Regions from separate parts of the Mus musculus genome. Here region 1 is linked to region 2. The links are chromatin loops, found by intact Hi-C in ENCODE. Cell type or tissue: left cerebral cortex. All regions are shown on one strand. Links, peaks and the distances in the headings refer to the core of each region. The heading gives the core; the rest is flanking DNA. Region 1 holds the start of Caml (calcium modulating ligand). Region 2 holds the start of Pcbd2 (pterin 4 alpha carbinolamine dehydratase/dimerization cofactor of hepatocyte nuclear factor 1 alpha (TCF1) 2).

Region 1 (11,012 bases), core at 4,077-9,076, 100 kb after region 2:
AAAGAGAAGAGGGCTGGAGAGATGGCTCAGTGGTTAAGAGCACTGACTGCTCTTCCAGAGGTCCTGAGTTCAATTCCCAGCAACCACATGGTGGCTCACAACCATCTGTAATGGGATCTGATGCCCTCTTCTGGTGTGTCTGAAAACAGCTACGGTGTACTCATATATATGAAATAAATCTTTAAAAAAAAAAAAGAGAGAAGGAAGATCTACTGCAGTTGTGGATGGTAGAGTGAGAGCTGAAGAAACCATATGTAGATGTTTCTTCAAGAAAAACAAGAGACTTGGACTATGAAAGCTCACTTTGGGTTAGATATTCCTCACTTGGGGCTTCGAGGGGAGAAAATACAGGTTCACAGGCTGATGAGGTTAATAGGTTTTGATTTCTTTTGTTTTGTTTTTTTTCCTTTTTTGTGTGTGTGCTGAGGGTTGGACACAGCACCATGCTCTGTGTCCTCTCCTTCTGAGTACATGTTCAGCCCTGGGCACAAGCAACTGTCATCGTGCCAGGAGAGGACATCAGGCTCTCTGGAGCTAGGATTATAGGTACTTGTAAGCCGCCAGTGTGCCTACTGGGACTGAATCAGGTCCTCTACAAGAGCAGTAAAGGCTCATAAACACTGGGCTATCTCTGTAACCCCGGGCTGGACAGCATGTTACTGTTTGTCTGTCTGTCTGTCTGTCTGTCTGTCTGTATGTCTGTATTTATTCTCCTGTAGCACTAACTCAGATCAGTGTAACTGTTTCCCTTAAGGTTTGTTTGGTTTTTTTTTTTTTTTAGTTTTTTTTCAATTAAAAATTATTTATTTGTATTTTTTAATTCTGTGTATCTGTGTAGGCATGCATACATGAGTGCAGGTACCCACAGTGGCCAAAGAAGTTAGGTCCCACTGTAGCTGTAGCTGGAGTTACAGGTAACTGTTAACCCCCTGACGTGGGAGCTAGGCATCGAACTTGGGTCCTCTAGAGCAGAATGTATTCTTAAGCACCGAGGCACCTTCCCAGCCTTTAAGTTCTTACAGTGAGTCAGCCGCCATCAAGGCGGCTCAGCAGGCAAGAGCCTGCTTATAAGCTTGACAACTGAGTTTGATCCCTCAAAGCCAAGGCATGAGAAAACCATCCGGAAAGTTGTCCTCTGACTGCCACAAAGGCAGGTCCACACTCTCGTATCCTACACATACACACAAATGCATGCACACACAAGTAAATTAAATTGTTAACTGTTATGGAGTCACGAGTCAATCTAAATACATCATAATTAAGAAAAGACTTAAAATTTACCTTAGGAAAATATTTGTATAGTCCCATGTATGCAAGCTGCAAAGTGAGAAATGGAGCGAATATAGACTGTAAAAATAAAAAATAAAATTAAGTATTTCCAGTAGAATTACTCGTATCATGATAAATCAACTTAACAGCGGCTATAAAGGCAAAACAGGACAGAAAAACATCTAGTGCAGCAGGCGAGGGTATCTGACTTCTGTAGAAGAGTAAAGCTAATAACATGGTCTGAGTCTCTAACCATAAAACACGCTCAAACGTAATTTTTCAGTGTGCTCCCTCTCCAAATGTGTTCTCTTACACAACAATCTATTCTTTTTTTTTTTTTTTTTTATGAGACAGAATCTTATTATGTAGAGCAGCAGTTCTCAACATGTGGGCTGCAAGCCCTTTGAGGTTCAAATGATCCTTTCATAGGGGGCACCTAAGACCTTCAGGAAACATATTTACATTACAACTCATAACAGCATCAAAACTGCAGTTATGAAGTAGCAATGAAAATAATTTCATGGTTGGGGGTCACCACAACATGAGGAACTGTATTAAAGGGTCCAGCAGGAAGGTGGAGAACCATGACTATAGAGGCTGGCCTTGAACTCATGATTCTGCTACCTCAGACTTCAGAGTCCTAGAAGTGCCCTAAAGAGCCCAGCCCAAAGCTTACCTTTTTTTTTTGGTTTTTCAAGACAGGGTTTCTCTGTGTAGCCCTGGCTGTCCTGGAACTCGCTCTGTATACCAGGCTGGCCTCGAACTCAGAAATCCGCCCGCCTCTGCCTCCCAAGTGCTGGGACTAAAGGTGTGCGCCACCAAGCCCGGCTCCAAAGCTTACCTTCTTTGGTAACATTAAGTGGTACAGTAACGGGCTGGTGAGATGGCTCAGTGGGTAAGAGCACCCAACTGTTCTTCCGAAGGTCCAGAGTTCAAATCCCAGCAACCACATGGTGGCTCACAGCCATCTGTAACAAGATCTGACGCCCTCTTCTGGAGTGTCTGAAGACAGCTACAGTGTACTTACATATAATAAATAAATAAATCTTAAAAAAAAAATATCCAGGTTTCTCTTGAGACATCTTTGACCTATGTGACATTTAGAAATAAATTCAAAAAAAAAAAAAAAAAAAAAAAAGTGGTACAGTAACATCTCTCTCCCCTGGAGGAGACTGACAAATGACTAAAAGTCTGCATAAACCCAGCTTCCGAGGGAAGCCACAGATCCCTCTGACAACAACAACCTGGCTTTCTTGAAACAGAGTAGGGTGGGGGCCTGAGAGATGACTCAGCGAGTAAGAGCACTGGCTGCTCTTTCAAAGTACCCAGGTTCAAATCCCAGCACCCACATGGCAGTTCACAACTGTCTGTAATTCCAGTTCCAGAGGATTTTACACCCTCACACAGACATACAAGAACACCAATGTAAATTAAAAAAAAAAAAAAAAAGCTTGGCAGCTTGATATCTCATTTTCAACAAAAGGAAAAAGATCAATATGGCACTTATTCTACATAATTATTACTAAGATGTAAAAGGTCATCAAAGGGGCAAAGGAACAAACATTGTCCTGTGGCAGAGGCAAGAAACAAACAACTGAATATCTGATATGAGTAAAACCCGAAAACCAAAACAACAAAAATCCTTACGTAGAAATGAGGCACTGGGCCTGGATAGATGGCACAGTGGGAAAGAACACTTCTTGCTCTTGCAAAAGAACCGGGTTCAATTCCCAGTGCCCACATGGCAGCTCACAACCACCTATAACTCTAGTTCCACAGAGCTCTGTCACCCTCTTCTGACCGGGAAGGTACTCTGCACACACGAGTATACATACATATATGTAAGCAAAACAATCACACAAATACAATAAACAAATCTTTGTTTTTAAAAAAAAAAAAAACAAAGCCGAGAGTGGTGGCGCACGCCTTTGATCCCAGCACTCGGGAGGCAAAGGCAGGCGGATTTCTGAGTTCAAGGCCAGCCTGCTCTACAGAGTGAGTTCTAGGACAGCCAGGGCTACACAGAGAAACCCTGTCTCAAAAAACAAAAAACAAAACAAAACAAAACAAAACAAAAACCAGGCATAGCTTTTGAATCATGACAGCACAGAGCCCTTAAATAAGAGCAGCTCTTGGCTCGCAGACTAAAATCATCTGGCCTCTGTTATGGTGAGAATTTATCATCAGAGAGACAATCAAATCTGTTGAACAGATTCTATTTAAGAAAATATTTGCATAAAATCAGAGGTTTTGTTATTGTTGTTATATTGTTTTGCTTTGTCTTTGAGACAGGGTTTCTCTGTGAAGCCCTGGCTGTCCTGGAACTTGCTCTGTAGACCAGGCTGGCCTTGAATTCGGAGCTCTGCTTGCCTCTGCCTCCCAAGCGCTGTGATTAAAGGCATGAGCTACTATGCCTGGCTGCATAAAGCACATTTTAAAACTTGTTTTGCCTTACGATGTTTTGTACATACCCAATATACAGTAAGCATTCTTAAAATGACTATTGAATGGTCCTACTTCAAATCAAGACATTGGGAGGCTGGAGCAGTGGCTGGTTGGGTAACAGTGTTTGAGTTCAGTTCCCAGCACCCCCATGGTCGCTCACAGCTGCCTGCGATTCCAGTTCCAGAGGATCTGACACCTTTTTGTTTGGTTGGTTGTTTTGTTTTTTTGTTTTTTGTTTTTTTTTTCGAGACAGGGTTTCTCTGTGTATCTCTGGCTGTACTGGAACTCACTCTGTAGACCAGGCTGGCCTCGAACTCAGAAATCCACCTGCCTCTGTCTCCCAAGTGCTGGGATTAATGCGCCACCACCGCCTGGCCTGACACCCTCTTCTGATCTCAGGAGGCACCAGGCATGCACATGGTACACATACATACATGTAGGCAAAACACAAAAATAAACTAATAATAGATCTTTTGAAAAAAGCTCTCACCAAGACACTGAACTGTAACTGTGTCTTTCTGCGCTCTTCTACGTCCCATCAGGAACTGTCGTTATGAGGCTACTACATTACATACTGCAGAAACCCTTTCTGAACTATAGACAATGCCAATCTACACTGAACCACAAGGAGTACATTTCAATGCCTCAAACTACTTGGAAAACTACTAGCTAATACAGAGTATATATAAGCATCTGGACTTCCGGTTCTGGGATGAAACTGCCTGTATTTCACCCCACCTGTCAGCGGCTGTGTAAGAGAATTCATCTGAGTCCTTGTGGGTTCAAGCAGCATATAGTGCATAAAGATGGAATTTAAATCAATGAATAAAAGACAAGCATATAAAGTGGTACCTGGCATGTAGACAGATGTTAGTTATTACCATAAATAGGCTCTCATTCTCTAACTGGGATAATAACAGAATTTATACTACACTTTCAAACAGCCTGATGATAGATCTGGTAATGCTGGCAAGAAATCCCTATCACGACAACTCAACTTGCATTCTTCTAGTTAATAACTGGAAGCTCTTGTCTTACCAAATATTTGCAAACAAAGGCTCTGACGCCAAGAGCGAGCAGAGCGCACCCCACCAATCGAAATATTCGAAAAGAGTCAAACTCTTCCGCGGTACTTCCATCTTCCTGGCTGGGTTTCTCGCTGATCAGCTGTTTGCGCAACTTCATCGCTTCTTCGAATCTGGAAAGGTACTGTTCTAGGCCGTGGTGAGAAGCCCTCTGGGCCGGGTCTGCTGTCAGGTCACCTCTGGTCCGCTGCCGGAGCTCAGCTCCATCCTTACTACTGCACTCTGGTGCTTTAATGAATGAGTCCAGTTTGTCTCCCAGCTGGGTTCCCCTGACTTCTGCCACACCACCGAGCTGGTCAGCTCCTCCTCCATCGACTGAATCACCAAGCACTACCCTCTTTGAAACTGAAGGGATGCTGAGGGAGTTCAGTTTGTCACTGTCCTGTGGCTTTGATTTTGTTTGATTTTCTTCTTCTGAGGGGGGAAAAAATAAAGCCTTGTGTATTACATATTCACAAACACCTTAAACACTCCCACTGCTGCTAGAACTTGGTCTCTGAATCCAGACAAATACTGATGCAGAAAACAAAGCCAGCTCCTTCGTCTTCACCTTCAAAATACAACGCCGCAAAACTAGCACTCTGGCAGAGGGGAGTTCAAACAATGAGGACAGAAACTACCAAAGTTAGCACGGGATGTCCCAAGGAATAAAGAATAGCTCTTTCACAGACAAAATACTCAAGAGGTGTGCCTCAGTTTCTTTCACTAGCTAATACTGATAAAAATACAAAATCATTGAAGTCTTTCAAGGTTTCTATTTTACAGTTGCATTTCTAACTGTGAGCACAGGGTGTGGCGCCGCCTGTACCCACTGTTGCTGTTCCCGGGCAGCTATGAGCAGGCACTTTTAGGATGCTGTTCTAGCTTTTAAAGAGAGAACTCTAAAAATGATAAAATTTTTCAAGCAAAAGAACAGAATAAGAAAGGGACTTGAGAAAGACAAACACCAACACTTTAAGAATATCTTCAGAATGATCACTACAAAAAAAATATTTTCTGTACTGTTTCAGATGATTTTGAAAGTGGTAGCCATATCTCTCATTTATATTGTCTAGAAGTTCAGAACTATATCTCTAACGCCTCAGAGAAATTCTTGAGTTCTACCAAGCTCACAAAGAGCAACTAAAAAGCCAATTACTAAAGGAAACACCCAAATCGAAACTTAGAGAGGCCAAGCATAGTAGAATTCAATTGTGTCCACAAGAAAACAGTGTCCTGGACACAAGGTTGCATGAAAGATGAATTTTCTTAGGGCAAATGCAGTTATTGAAACGTGATGTATGTATGGTAATGAAAGGAAATCTCTGCAGGGACATCACATCTTTCGGGAGGACCTGTGTGACAGGTGATAATTTTGAAAGCAATGAGCATAGCCACCAAGATAGGGAAATAGGGTCTCTAATCCACAACGGACGGACCAGCCAACAGTTGAGTAATGACTGATGTGGTGGACGAGAGTTACGAAGCAAAAGGCAAAAGCTATGTCATGGGGAGTAACTGGGAATAAAGGCATCTGGAGCTTATAGGAAAATCTCCCTGGGAGGTCTGGGGATAAAATGCACAGCCTTCAAGAAAGGCGAGTAATCAGGAACATAGGGGTTGTCTCAGATAACCGTACACAGAGACTCAGGAACGAAGGCTTTGTAGCCAGGGTGGAGACGACCTCCGGGCAAGGATCCAAGAAAATAGGAAGCAACAAGGAGCGTCCTGGGGTTAAGCGACAATATAATATGGGTCGTCACCTAGGGAGCGGTGACAGAGTTCGGTCAGAATGCATTTTGGGGACAAAATGTTTACGAGCTGGAGTGGGCAGAAGGAGCTTGAAGACTCAAAGAGGTGGGCGGGAGACGGGAAACCGAAGCTCTCACCCGAGCCGCTCCCGGGCCTGTGAAAGCCCATGATCCGGTTGATGCGTTGCTCGGAGTTCATGAGCAGCTTTCTCCTCCGCAGCTCCGCTCGCCGCTGAGAAGCCGACAGGCCCGACGGCGTCGCGGGTCTTTCCCCGCCGTCCGTGGCCGCAGGCACCGGCTCCATGCTTTCTCTACGGTCTAGATCAGGCTGACGGTAAAGGCAAGGATGACTTATGGCAGGGCCGCAGAGTTCGCTCCCACTCCCACTGTAATCCCGCCCTCTAAGGGGCGGGAACTGAAGCGTGAGCATGCGCTAATCGGCTGCGCCAGGCTCTGCCGCCATGTTCAGTGAGGGCAAGCCCAGTTCAAGGGTTCCCTCTTCCTAAGTTGGCTCGCAGTGCTCAGGTTTCTCGCCACCAGGTTACCTCACAGCTGCTCTCGAAGATGAAGAGACGGATGCCCTCCTGATGAGTGAAATGACAGTGAGGAGCAGGTCCATTTTATTCTCTGCCAGGAAGCAAAATGGAGGTTGCAGCGGCGGGAGCTTTTTACCAGCCAACGCGTCTCTGCTCCTTGGATACGTAATTGCGGGTGCGACGCTCTCCGGGAGCGTGGCCCTGGGATTTGGTGGCTGTGGTGATCCTAGTTCTTTACTGAAAATGTCTGGACAACAAACGAAGGAGCCTCAATCCACTATCCAGTCCCAGGCCGTCCACTTCTCTATGGAGCTGCAGAAAGAGCTCTCTCTCCTTCTTACTAATCCGGGAGTCACACTGCGGACTCTGGCTACACCTAACAGCCTTGCCTCGGTAGCCAGAGAGCTCACGTTAGGAACAGACAACGGGCCTGGGCTCGGTTGTATACTCTTCGTTTGTTTTTGTTTTTCGAGACAGAGTTTCTCTGTATAGCCCTGGCTGTCCTGGAACTCACTCTGTAGACCAGGCTGGCCTCGAACTCAGAAATCCGCCTGCCTCTGCCTCCCGAGTACTGGAATTAAAGGCGTGCGCCACCACCGCTCGGCGGTATTATTATATATTACAAAGGATCCTGCAGTCTGAACCAGCTTGTTCATTCTGAGTTCTCTCCCCAGCTCAAGTGGTGGCGTGCTGAAGGAATGCGAAGAGTTAAAACCGTTCAATACTAGCCAGATTTAGTATTTCGGGAAGTGCAAGCTTGAGCAGTTAAAATTAACTGTTTCATTCCCTGCGAAGCCGCCCATTTGACATGGCGTGTGCCAGCTGTTGGGCTTTTCAGATCAGACCTGGTACGTCTTTGGTGAAGCAGCAGCTGAGGAGACACCCCAGAGCTCACCATAGCCCATGAAAAACCCAAGGAAGGGGTCAGGCCTGAGCACAGTGATCATATTAAGGTTAGAGGCAATAAACTAATGAAAGCCATCATATGCGGCAGTGTTTGTCAGCAAGGCAGATCAGGTTCCCATTTGATGGGCAACCAAGCAATGAAACACACCCACCCAGTACGAAATGGAAGCTCAAGATGCAATTGATGCATTCCATCAGTAGACAAGTGGCTCCAGAATTTTGTTCTACACCAACAGATTATCAACTAGTGGTAATTAGCCTGGTATGATGGTGCATGCCTTTAATCTAAGCAATGAGGAGAAAGAGGCAGGTGATTCTCTGTGGGTTTGATGATAGCTTCGTCTACACAATCAGTACAGCCAGAGCTACACACTGAGACCCTGTCTCAAGAAAGAAGAAAGAAAGAAAGAAAGAAAGAAAGAAAGAAAGAAGGGAGGGAGGGAGGGAGGGAGGGAGGAAGGAAGGAAGGAAGGAAGGAAGGAAGGAAGGAAGGAAGGAAGGAAGGAAGGAAACAAAAAACTGCTGTCTGCCTCACTTTATCCTGACTTCCGGTGCACAGCTGTCTCTCCTCTTACGTCATTCCTTCTGTTTGGACAGAGAGTAACTGGTGCATGGGTATGTCCACCAGCTTTACAAACACCTAAATGGCCAATGTTGCTGTCTTAGTCACTTTTCTATTGCTGTGAAGAGACACCATGACCAAGGCAACTCTTATAAAAGAAAGCTTTTACTTAGGGCTTGCTTGGAGTTTTGGAGGGTTATCAGTCCGTGATCATCATGTTGGAAAGTACAGTATAACACAAGGTTCTGAAACAGTAACTGACCTTATATCCTGATCTGCAAGCCATGAGAAAGAGAAAGAGACTCAGCCTGCTGTGAGTTATTGAAATTTCAAACCCCATCTCTGAGTGACACACTCCCAACAAGGCTACACTCTTTATCCTTCTCAATACCATTCCTTAAATATGAGTTTACACATGCATACATACATACATACATACATACATACATAATTATAAATGGTTTTGAGCTAACATGATGTGGGTGTTTGGGACTGACCTCCAGTCCCCTGAAAGAGCAACAAATGCTCTTTACCACCAAGTCATCCCTCTTCATACAGTCTCCTCATTCAGTTCTCTCTCTCTCTCTCTCTCTCTCTCTCTCTCTCTCTCTCTCTCTTCTCTTGACTGTTCCTCTCTAAATAACCATGGCTGTCCTGGAACTATGTAGACCAAGCAAATTATTTTCTTCTCAACAACAGAAAAATACACCCCCCCCCAACAAAAAAAGCCAACATAAAACCCCTTCTATGCCTTGTTTAATTAGAGAATTTTTTTTTGTTTTATCGGAGTTTGGAGGTGTCACTTGTCAGGGGTTAAGACAGAATCTCACTCAGCAGCTTTGGCTGGCATGGGACTCACTATGTACCAGACTGGCTTCAAACTCAGAGGCATCTTCCTGTTCCTGTGCTGAGTGCCTGGTATGTGTGGAGGCCAGAAGAGGGAGTCAGATCACCCGGAACTGTGGTTATAGACAGTGAGCCACCATGTGGGTGCTAAGAACAGGCCCTGGATCCTCTGTAAGAACAGCAAGTGCTCTGAAACACTGATCCATCTCTCCAGCCCCCAATTCTGTCTGTATTAAAAAATACTGAGCCATCTGGCAATGGTGGAGCATGCATTTAATCCCAGCACTTAGAAGGCAGAGAGGCAAGCAGATCTCTGAGTTCGAGACTAGCCTGATCTACAGAGCAGGTTCCAGGACAGCCAGGACTATATAAGAGAAACCCTCTTTCAAAAAACAAAACAAGGGGCTGGAGAGATGGCTCAGTGGTTAAGAGCACTGATTGCTCTTCCAGAGGTCCTGAATTCAATTTCCAGCAACCACATGGTGGCTCACAACCAACTGTAATGAGATCCGGTGCCCTCTTTCTGGTGTGTCTGAAGATAGCAACAATGTACTCACATATATTAAATAAATCTTAAAACAAAACAAAACAAAAACTAGGGAACTCTTTCTGAGAAACACATGCCAAGTTTCAAGGTCAGAGAGGAAACAACACAATGGAAGTGGTTATCTTGACCGTCACTGTCTTAAAAGTCTCACTCTCACAGGGGATCACCAGGGCCAAGAGGTGGGAGTGGGTGGGGGGGGTGGTTGTGGGAGGGTGTGGGGGACTTTTGGGATAGCATTGGAAATGTAAATGAAATAAATACCCAGTAATAAAATAATAATAATTTAAAAAAAAGTCTCACTCTCTGGTTTCAACTCGCAACTTTTGTGCTGAGTGTACTAGGGGCGGTGTTTGAGTCCAGCTCCTGTGATGATTTTCTCACAGGGTTTGCAAGTCCTGCAGACACTTCCTCTCAGGAGATAAATGCTCCCTTCCTGCCTGGCCTTTGAGTACTTAGAGAAGCAGTCCCTGCCAGCTTTCATGGCTTTTGCCTCTGTCTCTTCCTTATCTCACTTTGGGGGGGGGGGGAAGTAATGGCCTTACTTCACATCACTGCCAAAAGGCTGGAAAAAATAATTCAACAGATAGCCTGGCATGATGGTGCACATCTTTAATCCCAGAATTATGAGGCTGAAACAAGACACGTGAACCTCAAGTTCAAAGTCGGCTTGTGCTACATATTGAGATGAAGGCTAAGGGAAGTGAATGTATGAATTTCCCTGGGGAGATGTGAGCAGACACCTATTTAGTCAGATAAAGCACCAATAATTGACCAAAGAAATGACTGTACCCAATTCTAGCCTAGTGAGCCAGTGAACCCGTTGTGGTCACACACAGAGCATGGGTGACATCATCAGCCGCCTAAGCCCTGCGGCATGATATCAACTCATGGAAGCCCCGTTTTTGGATGCAGTGTGCACTATGAGAGGGAGTCTCCTGTCCCCAGTAGCTCTTACTGCTTCTACAACCTTGGAAAGGGTCCTTGTGACTCTTATCACACTCTTGAGCTTCCTGGGCCTGTGAGTTTCCAGAGCTTTTCTCATCTTCAAGGAAAGCTCCAATTGGAAAGAAATAGCTACAAAACATG
Region 2 (11,012 bases), core at 4,016-9,015:
TCAAGCTGTACACATGTAAGAATTTTAATAAGCTCGGAAAAGGCTACCTGGAGCTATGTACAGCTTACTGTACCAGCGAGGCTCCCAGCCACCAGCCAGCGCGCTAAGCCCCTGACGAGAGCCGCAGAGCTCATGAGGTGGCAGGGACAGGGAGTAGTTTTGGTCCATGCTTTCTCAGGAGTTGGGGACTCACAGCAAATGGCTGGCAGCCAGACAACAGAAAAACAGAACAGGGCAGACAACTCAGTAGAGCCTTGGGCATTTACCAGAAAAAAAAAAAAAAAAAAGTTGCTCACACACCCTTTTGAAACCAGCAAACACTGTAATCAATGTCTACATGGTAATCAACGGCTGTTTGCGCTCAGAGCCAGCCATGTTACGCACGATGGAGAGCTAAGCAAACACGGTCTCTGACTTCTAGATGCCAACACCTGACATAAATAAAAACAATAAATCTGTCCAAAGGATTACTAAAGTAACTGGGCAAACATGAACCAGCCCAAAGCAATGACCTCACACAGAAGCAGCGAAGTACTCGCGAAGGCTAGGTCATGGGAGACGACGCTCTGAACAGGGTGGGGCCCGAACAGAACAGTTACCTGTGAAGGCAGTCTCCAAGGCGGAGGCCAGAGTCTGAGGAAATGTTCAAGGGCTGCGGGCCAGAAGGGGGCGGGAAGTAGAGAGTGCAGCTTAGAAGAGAATTTAGAGGCACAAATAAAAGGAGATTTTTTTAAGTGCCCTGAAAAAGTAGAGATAGCAAGCAGGTTATGTTTCTCAACTGGCCTTATCCACACACCCTTCTAATATATAGAAAAACACTCATATGCTTATTTATTGATATTGAAAATTTAGGAAAAGGCTAAATATCTCACCCATCCCTAAATCAAAACTATAGCAGCTTCAAGATCTGATATTCACTCATTCTCATTCTGTCTGTCTGTCCCCCCACCCATCTGTCTGTCTGTCTGTCTGTCTCTCTCTCTCTCTGTGTGTGTGTGTGTGTGTGTGTGTGTGTGTGTTGGATAGAGTCTTCCATCTCGGATAAGGCCAGAACTCACTATGTAGTCCAGGCTAACCTGAACTAACAATCCTGTCTCACTTTCCCAATTGCTGGGATTACAAATGTATACCACCACCCAGTACTGATTTTCTATGTAACCCAAAAATCAAACCTTGCCCAGAGCTAGAACGGCCCGTCAGCAGAGATGGTCTCTGTCATCAACTCATAAGGAAGAGAGGATATGGATCGTAGTCCACATGCCACCAGACAGAAAGGAGCCACAGAAACAGTAACAGGACATGCAAACGGAACCTGGCACATCAGCGGTTCGCAGGAATTACCTGATTGAAATTTTTGAAGGAGAACTCTTTGTAGATGGCATCTCTCTCACTCAGTTCCGACCACCCTGCTGCTTTCAAGCCAGGAATAAGTTGGTCCCTCTCCTCTGCCGTCAACCACTGTGCATCTGAAGACTAGGGAGAAAACATATTTCCTGTCTGCAAGGGTAGGCGTTTATTTAAACTCTTTCCATAAACGGATACCTCTTTAGATTATGATGCTTTGTAGGAAAAAAAAAATCTCAAGGGAAACAAATTCTAGCTATCTCTCATTCCTTTTTTCTCAAGACAGACAAACTGTGGGCTGTACAGAGGATGGCTGGTGTCCTGTCTCCTACTCCAAGTGCCGCCTCAGACGCCACAATTCAGCAACTCTGGTTTATTACAGATATGCCTAAGACTGTCACGAACCTTCCTAGATGTTACATGATTCCAGGATGCACAAAAGAGGCAAACAGCTCTTTAAGGAAGCTGCTGGTGGGACTTGTTTTAACTGCTGGCTTGATGTTCTGTGGATGGACTTCTAGCACCTTCCGTCTCTGCAGCTCACTCACATGGTGAACTACTTAGAACGTTGTGGAGGTTTGAACATGAATGGCCCCCACAGACTCATGTATTTGAATTCTCATCCAATAGGAAGTAGCACTATTAGAAGGTGTGGCCTTGTTGAAGGAAGTGTGTCACTGTAGGGAGGTCTCATATGCTACATCCAGTTGGCTTACAGTCTCCTGCTGCTGCCTGCAGATGGAGATATAGAACTCTCAGCTCCTGCAGCACCTTATCTATCTGCAGGCCACCATGTTTCCCTCCATGATGACAATGAACTAAACCTCTGAAACTGTAAGCCAGCCCCAATCAATCGCTGTCCTTTATAAAAGTTGCTGTGGTCATGGTGTCTCCTCATAGCAATAGAACACTAACTAAGATAGATGCCTATTCTCTCTCTCTCTCTCTCTCTTTGGGTTTTTTTTTTTTTTTTTTTTTTTTTTTTGGTTTTTCAAGACAGAGTTTCTCTGTGTAGCCCTGGCTGTCCTGGAACTCACTTTGTAGACCAGGCTGGCCTCAAACTCAGAAATCCGCCTGCCTCTGCCTCCCGAGTGCTGGGATTAAAGACGTGCACCACCATGGCCGGCTCTCTTTCTTTTTTTTAAGATTTATTTAGTTTATGTCTATCAGTACACTGTAGCTGTCTTCAGACACACCAGAAGAGAGCATCAGACCCCATTACAGATGGTTGTGAGTCACCATGTGGTTGCTGGGAATTGAACTCAGGACCTCTGGAAGATCAGTCAGTGCTCTTAACCCCTGAGCCATTTCTCCAGCCCATCTACTCTCTCTCATATATAATGAAAACCTTCTATGGGAGGTGGGGGGGACCAAGCATATACATCCATGAAATTTCGTGTAAGAGCCTCTGGAGTCCACAGCCCCTCTACCACAGGCAAAAAGGCTTTGCCTTGCTGTTAAAAGCACCTGTAAAACAAACTCCCTCTGTGTGTCACCGGACCAGCCAGAGCATCCACGGTACCTGCCTGCACTGTCCCCTCATTCCTCACTCATTTCTGGTAGTCACCACTCAGACCTTTGGCCATTTGACCAGTGTCTTTCATAGCTAACTTAAAACACTGAACACCATAGACACACTACTATAAACTGTGAACACAGCTTCTCATTCCAGCTTAAGAGCCTCAGCTCCTTACAGGGCAGCTACCAAGCTCCAGTTAGACATTCTTTTTTTTTTGGGGGGGGGCGAGTGAGGGGGTGGGAGGTTGGTTGGTTTTTTGGGTTTTCGAGACAGGGTTTCTCTGTGTAGCCCTGGCTGTCCTGGAACTCACTTTGTAGACCAGGCTGGCCTCGAACTCAGAAATCTACCTGCCTCTGCCTCCCGAGTGCTGGGATTAAAGGTGTGCATCACCACTGCCCAGCCCAGTTAGACATTCTCATCTAGACTCTCTCTGAAAAGACTGAGCTAATGCCGAAGGCCCTGGGGGTGGAAGACAGAGCTGCATGCTCCAGATTCCATATATGAAGCTGCAACTCACTTCTGCTTCTGGACTCCTCAAACTTCTGATCACAGACATTAAAACCGTCAAGGCACAAAAACTTGTCCTGTGCCAACGCCCGTTTTCTAGTTTGTTCTCCCTGATTCAGCAGCTATTGCCTCCCACTACAAAGGGAAGAATGACAATGGATCGTAAGCAAAAACATTCAAAGGCCTGGAATCCAAAATAAGCACTTAATGTTCAGAATTAAGAGCCAGGCGTGGTGGCACACGCCTTTAATCCCAGCTTTCAGAAGAAAGAGGCAGGTGGCTCTCTGAGTTTGAGGCCAGCCTGGTCTACATATCAAGTTCTAGTACAGCCAGGGCTACACAAAGAAATCTTGTCTCAAAAAAAAAAAAAAGAAAAGAAAGAAAGAAAAAGAAAAGTTCTGAGTTCTCTCTCTCTCTCTCTCTCTCTCTCTCTCTCTCTCTGTGTGTGTGTGTGTGTGTGTGTGTGTGTGTGTGTGTGTGTGTGCGTGTGTCTTTGGCTGGGTAGCCGTGGTAAGTTCTCACTAGCCCAGGTTTCACCCTGCCTCAGCCTCCTCAGTACTAGAATCATAGATAAACACCACCAAACCCACGGAGTTCGGATATTTTCCACACAGGGGTCGACTATAGAAAACACTCCCACCTGTCTATCACTTAACTACTTAAGGCCACTCAGAGCATTTCAGGAAAGAAACAACTGTTAGATTTTCACAGGGATCTGACATCAAGGAAAACCATGAAGCACACTATGGGCTATGCCAATGTTATTCAGAGGCCGTAGAATGGACCGTACTGTGGTCATCCAGAGGCCATAGAATAGACTGCCGTGATCATCCAGAGACTGTAGAATAGACTATGCCGTGATCATCCAGAGGCTCTAGAATGGACTATGCCGTGATCATCCAGAGGCTCTAGAATGGACTGTGCTGTGGTGATCCAAAGGTTCTAGAATAGACTATGCTGTGGTCATCCAGAGATTGTAGAATGGACTGTGCTGTGTGATCCAGAGGCTCTAGAAGGCACTGTTTTTCTCTGATGCTAGGCTATCCACAAGCTTATGGAGATCAAAGTATGCAGGCTCACTCATACAGGATGTCCACCCAACAACAGGGATCGTGGAAAGGACTGGAATGGGGCCGCTTCGGCTACATAACACCAAGGGCCCTGCAAAGACGTGCCTTCAACAGAACCCTTTGCTTGCTTGTTTGTTAACTGTTTTATCTTCTAAAGAGTTATTTACTTCTATTTTATGTGTTTTGCCTGGGCATATATATGCACTGTGTTGCTGATAGAGGCCAGAAGAGGACATCAGACTCCCTGGTACTGAAGTTACAGATGGTTGTGAGCCACCGTGTTGGTACTGGAATGGAACCCAGGTCCTCTGCAAGAGCAGCCAGTGCTCTTGACTGCTAGGCCATCTTTCCAGCCTCCAGCACAGTCCTTTGTAACAGTCTGGGAATGCTTTTCACAGACATGGAGGGAGATGTAAGGAACCACAGGAGGTAGACAGTGTAAGCGATTGGCTTTCTAACTTATTACTGTTGCATGCTAAGCTTGGCCTCTCTGGCTTCCAGGTTCCTTGAGTCTATACAGGGTTGGACAGTATCGAAATGCTAAGAAATGGTTTGGTTGGTTGGTGGGTTAGGTTTTTTTGTTTTGTTTTATTTTGTTTTGTTTTATTTTGTTTTTCGAGACAGGGTTTCTCTGTGTAGCCCTGGCTGTCCTGGAGCTCTCTCTGTAGACCGGGCTGGCCTCGAACTCACAGATCCACCTGCTTCTTTCTCCTGAATGCTTGGATGAAATATTTGGTCTTTGAAAGACTTAAAGAGATCTTTCACGGGGCTGGTGAGATGGCTCAGCGGGTAAGAGCACTGACTGCTCTTCTGAAGGTCCTGAGTTCAAATCCCAGCAACCACATGGTGGCTCACAACCACCCATAATGAGACCTGATGCCCTCTTCTGGCTCATCTGAAGACAGCTACAGTGTACTTATATATAATAATAAATACATCTTTAAAAAAAGAGAGAGAGATCTTTCACTAAGCACAGTAGTATATGCTTTAGTCTCAGTTCTCAGGAGAAAGAGGCAGGGGGATTTCTGTGTTTAAGGCCAGCTTGGTCTACATCCCCATTATTAGGTGGAAGGAAAGACAGGGATGAGGAAGGGAGGAAGAGCTGAAAGGAGGGGGAAAGGTCGTAAATGTGATGGTGCCCAAAACAGACTCTGACACACAGCAGCCATTCCAATCAATCTGTCTACTCATTCCTTCCCAGGCACCATGGTTTTGTAAGGTCACCAGCACCTTAGGCAGGAGCAGGCCCTAAAACTCACCTAGGTTGCAGCAATCGAGTTGTACAGAAATCTGAGCTAGTTTACATGTTTTATAGTAAAGCAATTTCACATCGAGGGTGGTGGCACAGGCTTGTGTTCTCAGGACTTGGGAGGTGGAAGCAGGAATGTATCTGAGTTCAAGGTCGGCCTTAGCTACAAGAAACTCATCCATTAAAAACAAAGCAAAATGAAATGTCATTCCTTCTTTTATTGGAAGAAAAGAATCAGGTAGGAAAGGGAGCAGAGTTTAGTGTACCTGAATACATCTGTATGAAAATTATTTTAATTAAATTAATTTTTAAAATGTTAACCAAATGCAATGACTAGTCCTGGATTACACCAGGAAACAAAAAAATCTCTAAAGTCATTAGTCAAAAACAATGGACGTTATCAGCATAATTTTCTGACTTCAACAATTCTACTGTGTAATATAAGAAAAATATTTATTTGGGGAAATTCATTATAGAAATTTTACAGGAAAATAAATTATGTCTACGAGTTCTTCATAAAAACGTTGTCAAATAGGCTCTAGTGAGCGCCCGTAAAGGAAACGGTGAGTTTCATGCTGCATTTTCCACTAGATGGAGCTGCGTGTTAAAAAAAACTTACCCTCGGCTAACTCTCTCTCCCCTCTACCCCTCACACTCTCAAAGTACACCTCAGACGGTCTCCCAGCACTCCTCGCCGGCTGCGCCGTAATCCTCCTGCCTCAGCCTCGCCAGATGTAAGAATTACAAGCCGCAACGCACAGGCAAAATTCTAAAATCTGACAGAGTAAGAAAACGAAATGTCCTCTTTAAAAGTGGTGAGGGAAAAAAAAATCGATGTGCCCTTCAAAAACGGGAAAAGGGCGTGGAGGGGTTACTAACTCTTCTAAAGCCCCCTGACCAAGAACAACACGGTTAGCTGGTCACTTAGGTCCTGGTCACCCCAGGACTGCTCGCAGCCCACAGAATGGCTTCGCAACTAAACGTCACATTTGGATTTGTTTTTTCCCACGATAATGTTTCCGGTGAGCACGCTCAAAAACTACGGCAGAAGCTGTCTGGGTGTTCTGTTTTGTTTGAGGCAGGGTCCACTACGGAGCCCTGGCTGGTCTCGAACTCACGGATGTCTCCCAGCCTCGTCCTCCCCCGCGCGGGGGCTATGGCGTGTGAGCTGCGGGTCTGCGCGCGCAGTCGCCCCCACGCAGCAGAAGGAACGAAGGCCCGGTGGCTCGCCCGGGCCGCACTCACCATGGCCGCCCTGCTCGCGCCCGGGCTGCGCAGCGCCGCCAGCCACCGCCCCGCGCTACGCGCTCCCACCGCCGCTACAGCCACCGCCGCTGCCGCCACCATGGTCCCGGGCTGCCCGGCGTGCTGCCTGACGCGGCGCAGGCACCGAAGGCCCCCGAAGGGGATGGCCGCCGCGCCCGCGGGAACTCTTTGCAGACCGAGCGCCCTCTGCGCGCCGGGCCACCGCTGCTGTGCTCAGGGCTTAAAGACCCGGCTGCCGCGACCCGGAACGCCGCGCTGAGCTCGCTCCTCTCTGCAGCTCGACCATGCTGCATGCACAAGTGCATTACCCACCCAGGACGGGTGGAGACAACTCTGTTCCCTTACATGCAGGTCCTATGTGTGTATATTGATCTTTATTATTCTTTTGTCATTTTTTTTCTTGCGATGTAACTGACAATAAAATTCATTTTAAAACCCATGCTGGGTGGGGGGGGTAGGGGCGGGGCTTAACTTAGTGCTGAGTTTTGAGTAAAATGTTGCAGCTTTTAGCTCGATTTGTATCTTTTTGGTTTTGGGTTTGTTTTTTTTTTTTTTTTTAAAGATTTATTTATTTATTATATGTAAGTACACTGTAGCTATCTTCAGACACACCAGAAGAGGGCGTCAGATCTTATGACAAATGGTTTTGAGCCAGCCACCATGTGGTTGCTGGGACTTGAACTCAGCAGTCAGTGCTCTTAACCACTGAATCATCTCTCCAGCCCCCTCATTTTGGTTTTTTTACTAGGTAACTTTGTTGTATTCCTTTCCTGAGACAGTTTCATGAAGCCAGGTAGAGTTGCAGAGGCTGGCCTGGAACATCCATCTCCACCTCCCAGAAGCTGGGGATTTTGGACGTGTCACCATGCACTATCCTGTTAGTTTTTCTAAATTAGCACATTAATATTACCAATTTGCCAGTTCTCTCCTCCCACCGTGTGGAACACAGGGATCGAACTCAGATCTTCACACTTGGTGACAAGCACCTTTATCTGCTAAGCCATCTCAGCGGCCCATGTCATCTCTTTGCTGTGTCCTAAACTAGACCAGACTCAACCTCCAGGCAAGGACAGGGTTCTTAACTTCCTTTGGATCTCAATCTAGCTGTGTGCTAGTATATGACTGGGCAATGTCTGTGCTCTAGCACAGAATTAACATGTTTTAATTAGAATTAGGAGTTTCTCCTAAAGTCTGCCATTCCCAGAAACAAGCGAAACCACTTTGAATTGTTTCAGTGACTTTATTTTTCACCTGGTCCTGTAGTAGACCTGCACTTCCCGTCCTAGCCCATACTTCCCATCTTAGCTCCTCTTCTGAGACAACACTTTCCTGTTTGACGACACTAGAAAAGAAATTCATTATGTTCAAGTATTAAAAAGCAACAACAGTCAATTCTAGTGGACATTTTTGTACCTGCTAGTTGTCATAGGAAAAACACATTTATATGAAATCTTTTCAGCTTTTCAGTAGTCCAACAAGAACATGATTCTTGAATCTGATTTCCGTTGCAAGTCCACACATTTAGCGACTGTAATGCTAAGTCCACAAAGGAGGGGCTGAGACCCCTCTTGTTCCAGTTCAGTTCTGTCTTTACTCTGCGTGTTCCTGTTCTTGTCCTGGAATCAGCCACCGAATACTCTCAGTGCGGATGGTAGCATACATAATGAAACTAATTAAAAAGAACAAGGAAAACACCAGCAACCAATCCACAGTCTTTATCAAAGTGCTGGGGAGAGGGCCCATCTGGTCAGCCTGCGTTACCACCACATTTTTCTTGGCTTCTATACCTGAAAGAGAAATTAATTGTTTCAAATCAGAAAGAAAACACATCTGAGGCTTGTCTGAAGTATGATGCACGGCATGCAAAATGACAAGCGACCCTAAAATAAACACCATCTCAAGCATATCTTGGAAGGATTTCACTTGTGTGTCAGTGTGATTTTCTTTCCTCCCACCACATCAAAGGATCGGGAATCCTTCCAGCCTTTCAAAGCTAAAACTCTAGAATTTCTGACTCCTTGGAGCTTTTCTGGTCAATGTACTCTTAAGAGTCACCTTCTGTTCTCTTAAGACCAAAGTTCAACAAAATAAAGCTACTCTCAGAAGTTCCCACAGGTTATCAAGATGCCTTTAAATGAGTTCATGGAAGACAGTTACCCACCACTGGACAGTGATCAAAGATGCCAGGCACCTAGAACTCCTCTGCAATCACCAAACACAATGGCTTTCTCTCCCAGTGGACTGGTGAATCAGGGCCCAGCATGAGGCTCAGAATTCCCAGCAACCCTAAGGCACTCAGTTACTCTGAGATAACCTGAAATAAGGAGAGTCTTTGCTCTTTGGTGTCAGAAAGAAATGAGAACACCATGCCCTGAGGAGCGTTCCAATCTGCACTCATTTCTAGTAAGTGCCCCTCAGGGGGAAGAGGGAGGCTGGAAGTCACGGCTAGACAGCTGTGAGAAAGAGGAGTTTCCCAGGAACACAGTTCTTCCACTCACCACAATCAAGCCTTTACAAGGAAGAAACAATAGGGCCATATGTTTTGGCAAACACTAAGGAATTAAAGCAACTTCTTCAAATGGATTAAAAAATGGAACTCAGCATAATAAAAATAACTAAGTCATAAGCACGCCCAACAATTCAGCTAAAGTTTATAATCACAATAGCTAGCTGCAGTGCTGCAACTAACAAAGATCCTCATGAGTTCCAGGCCAGCCAGGGCTACACAGAGAAACCCTGTCTCAAAAAACCAAACCAAAACAAAACAAAACAAAAAAAAAAAAGCCTTCCTCCCCCGGATGTTATTTCTACATACCCGTCTGATTGAAAATGAAGATTTTCAGTGTTTCCAGGGTGCGATCTGTATGGTTAAACCTTGCCATTGGTTTAGCTCCTTGAAATAACAAAATGTTAGGGACAGCTACAGTGCCAAATCTGGTAGAAAGGCTGTAAGACAAAGAAGGCAGTTAAGTTAGAAAGCCCTACAACGAATGTCCTCACGTGGCTTCCCTGGGAGAATTGGTAGATATCAATGAAAAGTTCCTTATGACCTGTGGTTTTGGAAGTCAAACTTTTGACTTTTGCTCTGTTCCTTGCCACAGCCTTATGGTTCGGGGCTGGGGCAGTCCTGTTCTGCAATCCAAGTCAGTTGGTATTAGCACATAATTCCAGCCATGACCCAGCAATTCCAAATGTCAAAACAACACAGACCAGAAAATTCTAATTCATGGATGAAGCACCGTGTGTCAATTTTCTTGACAGGAAAAAAAAAAAAACAAACTTCAAACTTTAGAATGGCCATCCCTTCCTTCCAAAAAGATCAGCATACAGTAAGCAATTCTTTCCCAGATTGGTGCAAAGAAATTCTGACTCAATCTACACAGCGGAAGGCTCGAAACTAGGGAGGGAGGACTTAGCAGAGGTGGCCTGCAGGCTTCTTTTGCCTTCACTTGGCCAGTCCGGGTTCTGGCAGTGGTCTGAGGACAGAAGCAGCTATGACCTTTGGGGACACTGCTTAACCCCGCCACGCCTCAGTTTCTCCCAGCACTAACAAGCAGTGTTGGATGAGCAATGTCACTATGTCATTCTGATGCTGCCATACAAGCAAGCACGTGGTCCACCCCCTGTAATGACAGTGTCCTCCATCATCAAGGCGAGAAGAGGATGCCAAAAGCTTTAGGAAGGGAGAGTGGGGAAGAGGGCGACCCAGTCCCAGAGGAGGGCTCACTTCTGAGCTTGACAAACAGTGCCATTCCTCAGGCCGGCCCACGCACACACTTTCTGGAAGCAGACAGAGGAGTTACTCAGGACGAAAGAGACTGCTCAGGAGTTCAGAGCACACACAGATGGCGCTCCTGGAGGACCTGTATGGGGCAGGTCACCGCTTCCCGTCACCTCAGCTCCGAGTATCTCTGCCTCAACATACATGCAGGCACTCACATTCCGTGTGTGATGGCTAATCTTGGTTGTCAATTTGACCACATGTGGCATCAACTAAAACCCAGGCAGCTGTGTGAGGTGCCTTCCCGTCTGGATCATTTGAAGAGAGAAGACCCAC

Evidence for each region. Peaks named below come from ENCODE experiments on the same cell type or tissue, not always from the same donor. Only the 100,000 strongest peaks of a DNase experiment are listed, where the experiment ranks them.
Region 1: it touches region 2 in a loop (2.3-fold over the local background); 1 of 42 quality-filtered maps calls a loop at or near these places.

Annotation. Positions count from the first base shown.
Region 1 is chr13:55,618,912-55,629,923 of GRCm38, reverse strand. It overlaps Caml (calcium modulating ligand), which reads right to left and starts at 6,919. Exons shown (of 4, transcript NM_007596.2): 1 at 6,668-6,919; 2 at 4,753-5,213; 3 at 1,282-1,347. The coding sequence starts at 6,833. In left cerebral cortex, for the core only: no CTCF peak of the experiment used is centred there; DNase peaks (open chromatin) are centred at 6,965 and 7,192; H3K4me3 peaks cover 2,099 bases; H3K27ac peaks cover 1,597 bases.
Region 2 is chr13:55,723,397-55,734,408 of GRCm38, reverse strand. Txndc15 (thioredoxin domain containing 15) reads right to left here. Exons shown (of 5, transcript NM_175150.3): 4 at 9,771-9,901; 5 at 8,182-8,742. The coding sequence ends at 8,546. Pcbd2 (pterin 4 alpha carbinolamine dehydratase/dimerization cofactor of hepatocyte nuclear factor 1 alpha (TCF1) 2) reads right to left here and starts at 7,041. Exons shown (of 4, transcript NM_028281.1): 1 at 6,935-7,041; 2 at 1,342-1,473. The coding sequence starts at 7,036. In left cerebral cortex, for the core only: CTCF peaks have their summits at 6,279 (motif pointing right) and 7,584 (motif pointing right); DNase peaks (open chromatin) are centred at 6,315, 7,002, 7,712 and 8,796; H3K4me3 peaks cover 1,254 bases; H3K27ac peaks cover 1,128 bases.